Regions from separate parts of the Homo sapiens genome. Here region 1 is linked to region 2. A link is an interaction called in ENCODE POLR2A ChIA-PET data of the cell type or tissue named here. Cell type or tissue: OCI-LY7. All regions are shown on one strand.

Region 1 (8,000 bases), 52 kb before region 2:
TCTGTAGAAAAGGAGGATTAGAAAGACTCAGTGACGCTTGGGGTTGGGACTGAGGGGACAGGCGGGAGGGAAAGAAGGAAGATTTAGGACGAGTTGCACTGGGCACAGAGACTAGGAAGGGACTGATGTGTAAAAGAATGCCTGGACGTCAGGCACCTCAGACCATTTGCCCATTTTACGACAAGAATTATTTAGATCTTGTAGGATGGAAAAATTGAAAGTGCCATTTTCCGGCTATTTGGAACTCCTGTCGAGTTTGTATTGGGGTCAAGCAAAATTGTAGAAGAAAATAAGGCATTTAGTTTTAGGTCCAGGTGTGAGTTGAAGAGGTTTTAAGTTTTTGAGAACACAGGCTAAGGGAGAAGAAGGAGGAATGGAAGGTGGAAGCTTACCCATAGTGAAGCAGGCAAGCCCAGAGAAAAGAGTAGAGACACGGAGAAGGGGTGGGGGGTTCTTGCCCTCCAGAAAAGCAGAGAAGGGTTTGGGGCACGGAAATAAGAGGTCAGGGTGCAGAAATAAGGGATTGGGGCTCAGAGATAAGAGGTTGGGGTGTGGAAATAAGCAACTGGGGGGTTCTTGCCCCCTAGGAAAGTGGGACTTGCCACTAAGGGTGAAGGAGAAGGGGTTGAGGGGTACTTGCCCCTGCCCCAGGAAAGTGGGACTTGCCACTGAGGGTGAAGGAGAAGGGGTTGAGGGGTACTTGCCCCTGCCCCAGGAAAGCAGAGAAGGGGTAGAGACAAGGAGAGAAGGGGTTGGGGTACTTGCCCCTTCCCCAGAAAAGCAGAGAAGGGGTAGAGACAAGGAGAAAAGGGGTTGGGGTACTTGCCCCTTCCCCAGAAAAGTGGGACTTGCCGCTAAGGGTGAAGGACCAAGGCAGGCATCCCTGCGTGGTCTGACACCCTTGAAACGTGGGCGTATAATCAGAGAGGCGTCCCTGCAATGATTAAACACCAAGGGAAGGCTGCCTTCTCAGTCCGTGACCAGCGCCAGAGTTTTGGGTCCACGGATAAAACGTGTCTCTTTCGTCTCTACCAGAAAATGAAAGGAATTGAAATTAAGAGAAGGGAGAGATTCAAGTGTAGCACCAAGATTGAAAGGAGAAGGAGGTTGAGGGATAGTGAGGGAAGTTGGAGAAGAGAGTAAAAAGAGGCCGCTTACCGGATTTGAAATTGGTGAGATGTTTCTTGGGCTGGTCGGTCTGAAGACCTGAGGTTGTAGGTTGATCTTTCTCACGGAGCAAAGAGCAGGAGGACGGGGGATTGATCTCCCAAGGGAGGTCCCCCGATCTGAGTCACGGCACCAAATTTCACGCGCGTCCATGTGAAGAGACCACCAAACAGGCTTTGTGTGAGCAACATGGCTGTTTATTTCACCTGGGTGCAGGCGGGCTGAGTCCGAAAACAGAGTCAGTGAAGGGAGATAGGGGTGGGGCCGTTTTATAGGATTTGGGAAGGTAATGGAAAATTACAGTCAAAGGGGGTTGTTCTCTGGTGGGCAGGGGTGGATCTCACAAAGTACATTCTCAAGGGTGGGGAGAATTACAAAGAACCTTCTTAAGGGTGGGGGAGACTACAAAGTACCTTCTTAAGGGTGGGGGAGATTACAAAGTACATTGATCAGTTAGCGTGGGGCAGGAACAAATCACAATGGTGGAATGTCATCAGTTAAGGCTGTTTTTACTTCTTTTGTGGATCTTCAGTTACTTCAGGCCATCTGGATGTATACGTGCAAGTCACAGGGGATGCGATGGCCTGGCCTGGGCTCAGAGGCCTGACAGCACTTGCTCTGTCCTGCTTCACTGTGGGCGTGCAGTTTCCTATTCATGGAGAATAAATGAGAAGCTATGGTAGAAGTGTGCACAGTGATGGTGTTGGGAAGGAGATGTCCTCTCACCAATCTACAATTTACTTGAAATATTACCAATGCCTCCTTCAAAGAGTCATGTAGATTAAAAAGAGTATCTTTAAAATGCCTAGTAGAGGGCCCTGCACAAAATATGACCTAATTAAAAGGTAGTTTTTATTGCTGTTTTTCAAATTTTTTATACTGAGCTTACGTTACCTTTTATGAGTAAGCCAATGAATTTTCAAATTCTACATTTCAGCTGGAGTCATTATGGCTACAGAGTAGACATGAGATGGAGTAGTTACATTAAAGGAAAAATGTTCACTTTTTACTTTATACATATAGCACATATGAATTGTTTGGTGTCATTTTTTTCTAAATAAATTTTTTCTTGGAAAAGTTCACTAGCAAGATCATCCTTAGGAGGATGAGGTGTCTCTCAGGCATTCTCTTCCAGGATGTTCCCTACAGCAACCTGGTTAAACTGAAACACAGGCAGCAGAATTAGAAACCCAAACATAAACCACAACAGTAGGTAAAAGTGGTGCCAAGACACAATAGCCAAGAGGCAGAAGGATGGATGAATGGACAAACAAAATGTGGTACATACGCACATGGGATATGAGTGAGCCCTAAAAAGAAAGGAAATCCTGTCACATGTTCTACTGAGGATATTATGCTCAGTGAAAGACACCAGTCACAAAAAGGCAAATACTGTATAATTATACTTACATAAGATACCTAAAGCCATTAAATCCATAGAAACAAAAAGCAGATCGTGGTTACCAGGGGCTGGGGTGGGGAGGGGGAAAAGAAGAGTTGTTGTTTAATAGGTATAAACTTTCAATTTTGGAAGATGTATTAGTCAGGGTTCTCCAGAGAAGCAGAACCAACAGAATATACATATATATATATACACACATATTATGCACAACTGGCTCATGCCATTATGGAGGCTGAGGAGTCCCATTATCTGGCATCTACAAGCTGGAGACCCAGGAAAGCCAGGGATGTATTTCTAGTCTAAGTCCAAAGGCTTGAGAAACAGGGGAGCTGATGATGGAAATCCCAGGCTAATGTCAGGAGAAGACTGATGTGCCAGCTCAAGCAAGCAGGCAGGAGGGGGACAAATCCTCTCTTCCTCCACCTTTTGCCCTATTCAGACTCTCAATGGATTGGATGATGGCCATCCACATTGGTGAAGAAAATCCACTTTACTAAATCCACAGATTTAACATCTAATCTCATCTGGAAACACCCTCAAAGACACTCCCAGAATTAGGGTTTAATCTGGGCACCTCATGGCACATCATGGCCTAATCAAGTTGACACATAAAATTAACCATGACATAAGATGAAAATGCTCTGGAGATCTGTTTTGCAACAATGTGAATATACTTAATGCTGCTGAACTATACTCTTGAAAGGGGCTAAGATGGTTTAAGAAAAATTAATGGACACAATTACTAATAAATCATGTCAACAGGCCTGTACATAAAAAAGGGATATTTCATTGAATATGTATAAATATAAATTTGAACCATTAAAAATAAAATGATGTCAAGGGAAAGAAGCCACAAAACACTTAAAGGGACATTTCTGAAGCCGAAGGGAGGGGAAGTGGGGAGAGAGCTGTTGAAGCAGCAAAAGTTCTGGGGGAGGGGGACTGGGTACATGAAAACTTTGTAGGGGAGTTCAGGCCTTTGCCAGAATAGTTGGCCTAACAATCGCTTCTCCTCTTCCTGTGCCCTGCCTGACTCCTGAGTTCCAGCTGCCTGGCTGGTGTCTTCAGCAGGCCCATGTTCAGCCCTTCAAGCACTGCATTAACCAGCCCCACTAGAACATCAGTCCACAGCCATCCTCATTTGCCTAAACCAATGAGTCTTGGAGATGCTTTTGTGCTTCACTAATGTACCACCTGCTGCCTCAGACACTTGAGTCCAGGACAACTTTACCTCCACTCTGAAAATCTAAGTTATGTGCCTTCATCAAGGAAATGACTAAATATGTCAGTGGGATAACCATGTGAGAAGATTAAAATAGGAAATTTTATTAGCCAGGATACTTCTAACTCCAAATAACAGAAAAGTCTGCTTAGAAATAGTTAAAATATAAGGAAATGTATTATTACATAACAAGAAGTCAAAGTTAAGTCAATAGCTAGGACAGCCTCTAGATGTGATTAATCAGAAGCTCAATGTTGTCATCAAAGATCTGGGTAGCTTCAGTCTCTACTCTGCCATCTAGGTATTGGTTTTATCCTCAAGTTTTTGGCCAGATGGCTCTACAGTTCCAGTCATCACATTTAGAGAGAATATCTAGAGGAATAAGAGAAGCTACCTCTTCCTTTTTTTTTTTCTTAGAGCATGAAACTTTCCCCTAAGTCCTTAGCATATTTCCTCTTTCATCCCACTGAAAATGGAGCCTCATGGCCACAGCTAACCCATTCACTGCAAGAAGAATATTTCTCCTACAAATGACTGACTGAGTCTAATTATTACGGGAGACCATGGTGTCCACTACAGAATGTAAATAGGCTCATAAAACAAACACAGCTATTATTTGAAAAGCTAGCCCCTATATTTTTAGAGCAGAACTGTGATGCTTCCTCTGACCTACTATTGCCCCTACCCTCAATCTCAACTCAGTTACAGTGCTGTAAGTTCTCAGCGTTAAAATCACTCATCTGGGAAAGATGGAGGGAAAAAGATTTTGTAGTCAAGTATGATGGGGCAAACATCCACTTCACATCTCTCTCAGAAGTTTATGGTTACCACTAGTACAGTTATCAAAAGCTCTGCAAAATCCTAGACTGCTTACCCCACCATTCCCCAAATTTATCTGACCATCTATGCTTTCTTTTTAAAAAAAAAAAAAAAGATTTAAATTAACATTCTGTAAAATTAATGCTCCTCAAACTTTGAGAAACTGCAGGTAAGACATGCCTTGCTTGGAAATAGACAATATTTCACTCCTCCCTGTCCCTTCAATCTCAGCTTTAACAGCAGGTCTTCCTGGAAGCCCTGCACCCAGCAGAGGGGGATCAAAGCACTTATTCCACTGCATTGTAATTGCCTATTTTTTGAGTTTTCTCCCCAACAATCTGTGAGCTCTTTGAGGTTAGGAACTGTATCTTGTTCCGGACTATATGTCCAATGCCCAGCACGATGGCCAGCATAGGGAAGGGACCGAATATTTCTTGAAAGAATCCCTTTGATTTTCCCCCAAAGGCAAGGGAATGAACTAGAATGAGCCAAGGTAGACAAATACTGATTTCAGCCTTTCTAATCCACTCTGCTTCTATGTAATCACCGAGCACTTCTCCAAGATTGTTGGAGAGCTAACTTTTTCCAGAAACTCCAGTCAGCACAAAGGAAGCCTTTGTTAACAGACCACACCTCTGCACCCAGAGCCATTCTCATGGATGGAGTCTTAGTCCTTCCAGCCTGTCACTCCTTTTAGAAAACCCAGAGCAGGATGTGTTCTCCTTCCAGACTGGGCCTTTGGGGCTGCCTCGTGACCCTCACACCACCTCCATAAATGGAAGATAATAATTCTCAGGGCAGAGGTCATCGAGTCTATAAAAGTGCCTGGAGCTTGTTGGAAGAAAGGCCTTTCCCAAGTACAAAGTAAGATTATAACTATCATTAAAAACAGAACAAAATAAAAAAACACACACACAAGCCTCCAGCTGGCACAATCCAAATGCATCAGATGTGGGGGCCTCAGGGTAGGGCTGAGTGAGGGAAGACACAAAGGTAAGTTGCTTTCCCTCTCTGGAGGCACTGAACCAGTGAGAGCCACATGTCTAGCTGTTGAGGCAAACACTCCTGGTTGCCTATCCAAGATCTGTTGCCCACTTCTCTTCTTTCACCTGGATAGAAATGTGATTTGGTTCAGGTATCCACCTCCTTCACATAGCCATGGGCTTCAGGGGAAGCTGATGTCAATTCCACCTCCAGATTGTGATTCTGGTTTGCCTACAAAGTCAGCCATAGTAGCCCCATTCCTTTTGGCAAGGCTTTGTTTAGGAATGGGCGTGTGGTCTAATTCTGACTGATCCAACGTGAGGGTGAAATCTGCTAGGAGGCTTCTGGGACAGTTTCCTTGTATCTAAAATAGAAAAAGAAAATCTTTCTTCTTCCTCTGGCCATGACTGGCCCAGCAGTGATAGCTGGGAGTACAGCAGCTGTTTTATCAGGCTGAGGATGAAGCCAACATCATGATGGCTGGATGGAAAGTAGGAAGCAACCTAGGTCTTTCAGGATGGTGTTAAGCCTCGGTCATACCAGAACCATAGTCCACTCCAGACTGCTTACTGTATGAGCAAACACTTGTATCATTGTTTCAGTTGTGGTTTTACATGTACTGTGGCCAAAAGCTTCCTAATTTAAATGTACAGAGCTCCAAGGCCAGGCCTCATGCATTCTGTGTACAATCAGTCTGGCTTTTCCTCCCCAGTGTTGGGCAGTGGACACCACTGACTAGTGTGAACTTCCATGGCTCTAGAAGAAGCTAGTTGGACTGTTTCATGTCACAGATGAAACCCTCAGACCACAGACCCCTGAGGCCTGCATAGTGCAAAGCAGTCATTCCTCTTGCCCAGGAGGAAAGCAAGATAAAATGCTTTTGTATCCCTGTTCTTCTTAAGAAAAAACAAAGGTTCCACCCAAATGTGCAAAAAAAGGTCTGTCCTTTCTCATCTGATGTAGGGGAGGGATGTGGTCAGGGGTAGCCATGAGGCCACTGCCCCTGGTGAATGTGAAGCACTGGCAACCCTAAATAGGTAAGCAAGGACAGCCTATAGAGTCCAGACTAGAGTCGAGGATGGGCAAGAAGGATGGCCTTAATTATAGCTGCGGTTATTTTGATTTGCTCTCAAGGCAGCTAACAAATAGTGCAAAATATCTAAACTAAGTAAGGTTAAAGGTGGATCAACATAGCTCTTCATTAACCCCCTTATTTCTTATGGACTCTTAACTGAAATTTGGTGTCTTGGCAATTAATCAGGAAGGAGACACATGACTGATTAGACTTGCATAGAGCTGTGAGCACGCTGCCGATATATCTCTGCTTATAGAAGCACCCAGAAAAACACATGAACTCCAGATAATTCAATAATTCTGTCAATCAGGAAGCCAGACTATCTGTCCTCACTTCTAGCCTCTGGGGTTTTAGAGTTCTTATGTGCCAACACTGGACAACCTTTCCTCTTTTGTGGCTGCCTTGCAAGGGAGTTTCCCATTTGTGTCCACGTGTGAGCTCGAGTGGGCCTGACCACAGCTGACCACAACAGGTACATTGCTGCCCTCATCTTGCCCAGCACACACTAGCTGGGGGTATGTGCAGGTACCACATCTCACTAAGTCCTAGTTTCCTTATTTTAGTTTCCCCACTAAAAGGTAAGCTCCACAATGGCAGGGACTTATTCCCCCTGTTTTATTCACTGATATATCCTGGATGCCCAAAACAGTGCCTGGCACATATAGTAGTCACTTAATAAATATTTGATGAATGAAATCATCTCCAAGGTGGGCACAAAAGTAGTACACCTCATGGGACTGCTTGAATATTGAATGAGATAGTGTGTAAAATATTGGCTCAGTGCCTAACACATAGTAAGTGCTAAAAAGTGGTAGCTATTATTATTACTATTATTATTATGCAAACCTTTGTCTTTGCCCTACTAAACAGGTGACTTGCTCCACCTGAACCAGTAACTGGTAATTCAAGATCCATAAAAAGGATTTGTTGAGTGACTTCTGCATACTCACCTGGAGGTGTGGACAAAATGGGCTTTAAGAAACCATTTTGAATGCCAGATCCGCCCCTCCTCCTCTTCACCTCTCCCTATATAAGTCAAAGACATCATCTTCCCTCTCACTCATCTAATTTCTCTCTTGCCTTCGCCCACCACATATTGGTTGTCACCGAGTCTCAAATCTCCTTGAGTGATGTCTCTCATGCCCACCCTCTCCTCTCCATCCTCACTAAGTTTAGCTCAATTTACCCCTCATCTGGACAGGTAGGGGCAGCCTCCTGTCTTCTGTGCTCACTGTCTTGCTTTTCCATTCAGATCTCCAATACTCCTGCCAGCTTCTTCTGTCACTCTCCTCCCGAACCTCTTGCTCTCTAAATTATCTGCAAAATCAAGA
Region 2 (8,000 bases):
CTCTTTGAGAGGCTGAGGTGGGAGGATCATTTGAGCCCAGGAGTTCAAGACCAACCTGGACACCATGGTGAGACACCATTTCTACAAAAAACAGAAACCAAAAAATTAGCCGGGTGTGGTGGCCCATACCTGTAATCCCAGCTACATGGGAGGCTGAGGCGAGAGGATCACTGGAGCCCAGGAAGTTGAGGCTGCAACGAGCCATGTTGATGCCACTGCACTCCATCCTGGACAACAGGGCAAGACTGTCTCAAAAAACCAAAAACAGGCCAAGCACAGTGGCTCATGCCTGTAATACCAGCACATTGGGAGACCAAGGTGAGTAGATCATTTGAGCCCAGTTCGAGACTAACCTGGGCAACATGGCAAAACCCAGTCTCTACAAAAAATACAAAAATTAGCTGGGCATGGTGGTGTACGTGGTGGTGTATGCTCAAGTCCCAGCTACTTGGGAAGCTGAAGTGGGAGGATCGCCTGAGCCTGGAAAATCGAGGCTGCAGTGAGTTGTGACTGCGTCACTGCATTCCAGCCCGGGCGACAGAAGAGACCCTGTTTCAAAACAAAAACAAAAACAGTGAAAGAAACACAGTTTCTTTCCTCAAATTGCTCCTTGTTTTGTGGAGAATAAAAGGGCAGGTGGGAAGTCCCTAGAGAGCAAGTGGGTGCAGGATTTAAGCAAAGAGAAGTTCATAGGCCAGGTGTGGTGGCTCATGCCTGTAATCCCAGCACTTTGGGAGGCTGAGATGGGAGGATCATGAGGTCAGGAGATCGAGACCATCCTGGCTAACACGGAGAAACCCTGTCTCTACTAAAAATACAAAAAATAAAAAAATTAGCTGGGCGCCGTGGCAGGCGCCTGTAGTCCCAGCTGTAGGCTGAGACAGGAGAATGGAGTGAAACCGGGAGGTGGAGCTTGCAGTGAGCAGAGACTGCGCCACTGCACTCCAGCCTGGGCGACAGAAAGAGACTCCATCTCAAAAAAAAAAAAAAGAAAAGAGAAGATCATGACTTAATATTTTAGTATGGCTAGAACGCATCAGATGTGGACATGAGAGGAACTGGGAGGGAGTTCGCGGGAGACAAACCTGAAGAGACATGTTGGTCCAGATGTGAAGAGCCAGGTGTCAAGCTAAAGAGTTTCAACAGGATTCTGCAAGCAGCATCAGCTGTACAGGGGGTGTGTAGGGGAATTATATTATCAGATCTCTGTCTACAAAGATTCCACAGGCACTTATGTTGTACAGTGAGAGAGTGAAAGCAAGAAAAGTTTTACAGTTTTCCAGGCAATAAATAACTGGGCCCTGAACTAAGATACAGGCAAGTAGAAACAGAGAGATAGATAGGAGTCAAGAGGTGGATCAAAACACTGGGAGATACTACATACTCCCAAAGGAGTTTAGAGTCCTTTTAAGTCACCTACTCCACTCCTATTTCACCAGTAAGAAAACTTTCTTCCAGAGGGGTCAAGTTATTTACTCAAAAATCACACATAGCTGGAAGCTTTTCCCAGTTCGGTCATTTTGATTATTGCCATATATATTAGTTTGCTAGGGCTGCTGTAACAAAGTTCTACAAATTGGGTGGCTTAAAATTATAGAAATTTATTGTCTCCTACTTCTGGAGAACTCCAAAATCAAGGTATCAGCAGGGCCAAGCTCCCTCTGAAACCTCTAGGGAACCCTGCCTTGCCTCTTCCTGGCTTCTGGTGGTTTGCCAACAATCTTCGGTGTTTCTTGGCTTGTAGATGTACCAGTCCAATCCTCTGTGTCACGCAGCTTTCTTCCTATGTGCACCTGCCTTCACACTGTCGTCTTCTTATAAGGACACCTGTCATGTTGGATAAGGAGCCCACCCTACTCCTGTATACCTCATCTTAACTAATTATATCTGCAGTGAACCTATTCCCAAATAATGTGATCCTTCCAAGTAAGAAATGTATTTAATCCATGATACCATATCAAATTGATCTGTCAAAAAAGAAAAAGGACTCTCTTGGAATGAATTGGCTTCCCTTTGCCTAAATATAGGTAAAGATCTCTTAGAGCCCATATCCAGAGATCCAATTACTCAAAACTAGGCAGGTCTTACACTCTTGGTTAAAGGTACTCATTTTAAACTTCTCCATTTGGACTTGAAGTGATTGGAATAATGGAGGTACTGTCTGAAGATCTCAACTTCCGGTTTCATTGTTTCCGCATTCAGTATCTCCATCCTGATGTCCTAACGTGATCTTTCGCAAGTCTCTGAGCTTACCCACAGGCTGTCAGTTTATCTTTCTGCACACCGGGAAGAAAGAGACCTTCTCTGTGTTGCAATAAACTAAGCCGTGAGTGGACAGCGAATCTACGAAGTTATGTCTTAGTCAGCAAATGCATTCCTCAGGAGAAAGGACCAGTAGCAACAGCAGAATGTTGCCATTTCTGTAGTCTTCTTGATTTCTGACTAATGAGGAACCAAAGAATCCAAAATAGCTGATTTGCCCTCACCCAGGAAATACATCCCCTACCCGACTTCCTCCAGAAGTCTCTGGGTTCTACAGCTGCTATAACCTCATACCTTCCCAGGGCTTTCACCTCTGTACAGACTCCTAGTCTGCTCTGCTCTGTCAAAAGCTTTTCTAAACTTCTCTGGGCACCAGAAGCACCCCTTGAGGGATGTTAAGCTAAGGAAAGGGAATGGTGATAACAGCATTGCTTCAGATACTTCATATTTACGTCTTTCTCGTAAAGAGTGCCAGGGCCTTATAGAATCACTCGAAGGCCCATTGCATTAATCTCAAGGATCCCAAACAAGTGAAAGTTAGATCACACTAAAGCCACCTTCATTTAGAGTTTGTGGTCAATCAAACAGAGCCTAAACTGAAATTTAATTTTGCCCTAGCAGTGAGAATTTGCTAAGCAAATTAATGCTAGAGGGCAAACAAGGCTTCTTGAGTCTGCCTAAGAGCCTTTAAAGGACAACATGCTTTCAAGGGCTGGAAGCAGTCTTTTTACATGCTAATTACAAATCCTACAGTATTTGTGAAAGCAGGTCCCTCTGGGATTTCTATCAGCCAACAAGTTGTTTATTTCCAGTTTAAAGGGGGTGGAGGGTCTATGAATTATTGAGTAGCTACTATGTGTTTTGCCTGTGCTTGGTGGTGAGAGATTGTTTATCTTCACAACCGTCCTTGGAGCTAAGCATTACCCCAGTTTGCACCTGTGGAATGGAGAGGTGGCTGGAAGCACAGAGCTGGGATTCAAAAGCTGGGAAGCCTAAACTCTGGAAGCTGTGCTCTCTCCTCCAGCATATTACCAACCTTTGAATGTAATGTCGGCTTTTCTTTAAGGAATATTCTCAAATCCAGCCTTCTTCATATTTCAGAATAGCCCGTCCCTAATTAGCTCAAATTAGCTAGCTTTGTAAACCCTTTTTCATTTCAGTAATGAGGAAAACGAGGCATTCAGCCAAGAAGCAAACTGTAGAAGGATAGGTTGCAGCAGGTCTGGGCTAATAAATTGCAGTACATGGTGCTTCCTGAGACCTACCAAGGACTCTGAAAGAAGACAAGATGAAAAATCACTCCCTCTCTGAGATATATATTTTCTTTTGGAAAGATGTGTTTTCACCACTCACAGGAAAAACTGCTTTCTGGCCTTAGATAGCACAGAAATTGTCCTCAGATAATGCCAGTGAGGAACCTGCCTGGGAGGTCTAATCGACCTGGGATATGTCATAGGTAATGCCGGGTAGGTAGGTTTAACCCTTCGATTGCACCCTTTTCCAATACTGCTGTCACTGCCCACTAAGATCAGAAAAACTGACAAAATTTTGGGAAATAACTTCATGTTTTCAGAAATGCTACAAAGCCCTCTCCACTCCCACCCATGAGACAATGTCTACAAGTCACATCATATCCTTCCAGCTTAGACTTATTTTTAAAGCACACACAAAACACACTTTAGTGTAATTGGAGAATTAGCACTTTTGCCCCAGAAATGAAACAGCTGTTGATTTCCAGGCTGCTTGTCATTAGAGAGAAGACTTGAAACATCAGAGGCAAGTTCAAACTCCCTAAGAGGCAGTATTGAACTTTACTTGTAGCTCATGTGCCAAGAGCTGCCCAGCATCACTATGCATGAAACAAAACAGGTTTCAAGCAATTATAAGACACAACATATAAATCAAGACTTTAGAATCTTTATTAATGCTGAATTTTTTATTCCAAAAAAATACTTTCAGGAAAACAAATATGACTCATGACTTATGAGACTGGCTGCTTGGATGCAAATCATCTTAACTGCTTGCACACTCCTTGGTACCTTTTCAGCTAAAGAGCCATTCAGCCTCAGCTTCAAGTGCAGAGGAAGTGCAAATAACCCCTGCACTTCAGAGCACAGCTTGCTTTGCTAAGAGACAGTTGAGCAAAATCCCAGCACGCTCTGATTCATTCTGCCTGCTGATTGGTCGTTCTCCCTGGCTGCTGACATCATCCTGTTGCTGGGTGGAAAACTTATGCAGCACAGCCCTGATGCTGACTTCTGATTCTTGTGAAGGGGACGTTGTACTCAACAGCGAAATCAGATTGTAGCTCAAATGGAATTGGAAGATATCTTTTTTGTGTGATCACTTCAGTCATCTTATGCCTCTTAAATTATAGCGCCCTCCCAACCCCCATGCCGTAATCTAGCAAATGCTATTGTGTGGCACTTTCTCTTCCAAGCCACCCAACCCCCAACAGCCTCTAGAATACAAGAGAATAAGAAAAAAACCTTATCGTTTGCCTTCGACTGTAGGTGGAAGATGTCTTACACATCTCCTAGATGGGGCTGGCCTTCTGATTAGTTCATTTGCCTTTACCATCAGTATTAAACTATGTCTTCACTTGCTGCAAAGAATTGTGAAGTAATTTTTAGGACTTTCTATAAAAAATGCCTTATTACCTCTCATTTATTTTCCCAGCATTCTGTAAGCCTTAGGTAAACTGGGGAAGTAGTGACAAAGGCCAACTTGTCTGTTGCCCTTTACAGTGCGCAAAGAACTTTTTTATATACAATGTCTCATATGTTCTTTGCAGCTGTCCCATGCATGAGGTACTATTACTTCCCCCACTCTATAGATAAGAAAACAAACCCCTAAATATTAAATCCATTGCCAGCCATATAGCTTGCACATGATGAAGCTGGGCCTCAAACCCATGGTTTTTAATCCTAGTTTCTGAACTCTTTTCACTCAGACATAGACTCTTTCAACCTTGGGAGGCTAAGTGATTTGCAAGAACCAGTGCAAATTAAGTAGCTAAACCAGTGCCAGAACCCAGCAATTCTTGTTCTCCACACAAGGCCTTTTCTTCTAAACCTCTTGGTAGCTCTCAAGACAATGTTAGAGATGCTCTTAGATACACATTTATTTTAGAAATCTTTAGGCTTTCACAAGCTTTTACTGATTAAGTGCAGCTTTGAGGGAAAAAAATAGAAGCCTAATAATTCAGATGCACATTTGCATTTATTACATAAGGCTTCTGTAAGGGATAAGCTTATCCAGTTGCAGGCTTATTTTAAGTTTTAATGGAATGATTTTGACAGATCAGAAATAGCAGGCTTAGTAACCAGCTCGGTAACTTAGATGTCAGAGACATTTCCATGGTGGATAGCGGGGCTCCTTAGCTCTCAGGACACACTAGATTTCTCTTGTTTGTCTCTGACTGGGATGATTAACCACCCTTTGCTTGGCTTTCATCTTTCCTGGCACAGCTTTGTCTTTCATCTCATTCATTGCTCCAAACCCTTCTTCCCTTTAACTTTTAATACACATACAAAATATTTCAGCTTCCCTCAGTTATTTTTACATAAGCAGAGCAGGAAAACATGGATATACTTCACGGAGCCTGCCACATCTGGTTTGCTCAGGTACTCCCTTACCCATCTTTATTTTTAAATGAGACAAAGAATCCTTCAAAAAAGGCTTAGGAGACTAAAATGTTGGAGGAAAGGAATGAAAGAATGGGGGGGGCAAAGATTACTCAGACATGGAGGTGAATATTTGCATTTTCTATCTTGATCTTTGTGACAGCAGCAACACATAGTGTGGTGACTTGTATTTCACAACGTACATAGCTGCTTCTGTATACTTTGCATTCTTCTCTCATTTTCCCAGTAATTGCCTTTTTTCACTGTGGGGCTTTTTGTCCCCTTGACCCCCAGGTCTCCTACTTCCTGTGTATGACTTAGGCACATGTAGCTCACTCTAAATTTCAGCAAAATGTTCTCTCTGAAAGTGACTTCTTTTCACACCACTCAGATCTTCACATTTTCACTGCCTGTGGAAATATAAACTTACTGATTTTTGTCTTTCTGTGTTATTTGAAGGTAACAAACAATTTGTTGTGCTGAAAAACAGAATTGTTGTCTCATAGACTCCCCAGAGTGATGGGCAGTTCCTACATCCAGCTCTCTGGCTCCCTGTTCAGTGGACCTACCACACCTTTGTTCCTGCTGTCTGTTTTGCCTGAAATGTGTGTCTTAAAATATGGCACAGTAGATGCTGAGCAAAAACAACAACAAAATCCTATGGTCACATAGTTAGCGGCAGTTGAAACTGAAATTAGACCCCAACCTCACATGATTATTAAACGAACATTTTAATGATAAAGAAAGACATTAATGCAGGCTAAAAAAAAATGTGTGCACCATCCAATTCCAAAACCCCAGACAGGCACAATGACTCACACCTGGAATCCTAGCACTTTGGGAGGCCAAGGCAGGTGGATCACTTGAGGTCAGGAATTCGAGACCAGCCTGGTCAACATCATGAAACCCTGTCTCTATTAAAAATATAAAGAAATTAGCCAGGCGTGGTGGCAGGAGCCTGTAATCCCAGCTACTCAGGAGACTGAGGCTTGAGAATTGCTTGAACTCGGGAGGCGGAGGTTGCGGTGAGCTGAGACGGCACCACTGCACTGCAGCCTGGGTGACAGAGCAAGACTCTGACTCAAAAACAAACAAACAAACAAACAAAAAGCAAAAAACAAAATTCCAGACATGAAAGTCCCTGCTGGGAGTCTGGGACTTGGAATCAACCCACCCAGCCCTCTCCCACCTCATCCATTTCCCCTACCTATTTTTCACTCTGGGAGATTCATTTTGCCCAGAAAGTAGGAGCAAATCAGGTCCACAGCTAGATATTATGTTCTAAGCTAGATGATCTCTAAGGATGCTTCCAGTATGACATTCTGTGACTTTGAGCCCTTTGCAAAATTGTGTGTGGGATTAAGAGTTCAGGCTCTGGAATCAGGTCCTATTCAAACCTCAGCTCTGCAACACACCAGCAGACTACAGGGAGAGACGGAAACCAAGATAAGAGTGGGGATGATTTAACCTCCCTCTATTTCTTTCTTTTTTTTTTAAATAAATCAAGCACAGTAACATACCTGCCTCTTATAGAAGAGGATTAAATAGGATAATACCTGTGAAATCCCTAACACAGAACTGCATGTGGGATGTTCAAAAATCCCAGTAAATGTTGCCAAGTATTTTTGCCAAACTGATAGAAACTCAGATACATAAAGAAAAAAAAAAAAAAGATGGAGAAGAATTAATGAAAGCAAATTTCAAAAATGAGAATCTGTGGTCCTTATAGTTTAGATAATCAAAGATAAAGGCAAAACACGTGGGGACAGAACAAAAAACTATAAATATCTCAAGATGGTTTACATCAAAAAGAAGAATTTTTATTTCTCTTTCAATGAGCTTTCTCAAATTAAGCTGTAGTTTTTATTATATTTATTATGTTTAGTATACCTGTTCACCAGAGTTCTATTGTCAAATTCCAGGCTCTTTCTACATGTCCTGCCCATGAAATTGGAGATCAGTGATAAAGGGGTTACACGTCTCTTTTCTCCTGATTTCACTGCATCATTTGTAAAATCTCTGAGATAATCTGAAGACACTAAAAACTCCTATGACATATCAGGAAGTGCTCCAGAGACCAAAGTGTATGATTCTGTGGAGCCAACACCAAGG

Evidence for each region. ChIA-PET counts read pairs that join two places held together with the same protein. Peaks named below come from ENCODE experiments on the same cell type or tissue, not always from the same donor. Only the 100,000 strongest peaks of a DNase experiment are listed, where the experiment ranks them.
Region 1: POLR2A ChIA-PET joins it to region 2 with 15 read pairs; 6 of 35 experiments call an interaction of 5 or more read pairs at or near these places.

What each region holds. Positions count from the first base shown.
Region 1 is chr11:95,303,195-95,311,194 of GRCh38, reverse strand. No RefSeq gene overlaps it. Among named protein-coding and RNA genes, the nearest start is that of SESN3, 76 kb to the right of the region's middle. In OCI-LY7, a CTCF peak has its summit at 4,818; no DNase peak of the experiment used is centred here.
Region 2 is chr11:95,250,914-95,258,913 of GRCh38, reverse strand. No RefSeq gene overlaps it. Among named protein-coding and RNA genes, the nearest start is that of SESN3, 24 kb to the right of the region's middle. RefSeq lists an enhancer at 4,426-4,815. In OCI-LY7, no CTCF peak of the experiment used is centred here; DNase peaks (open chromatin) are centred at 1,103, 2,503 and 4,413; H3K4me3 peaks cover 3,472 bases; H3K27ac peaks cover 4,594 bases.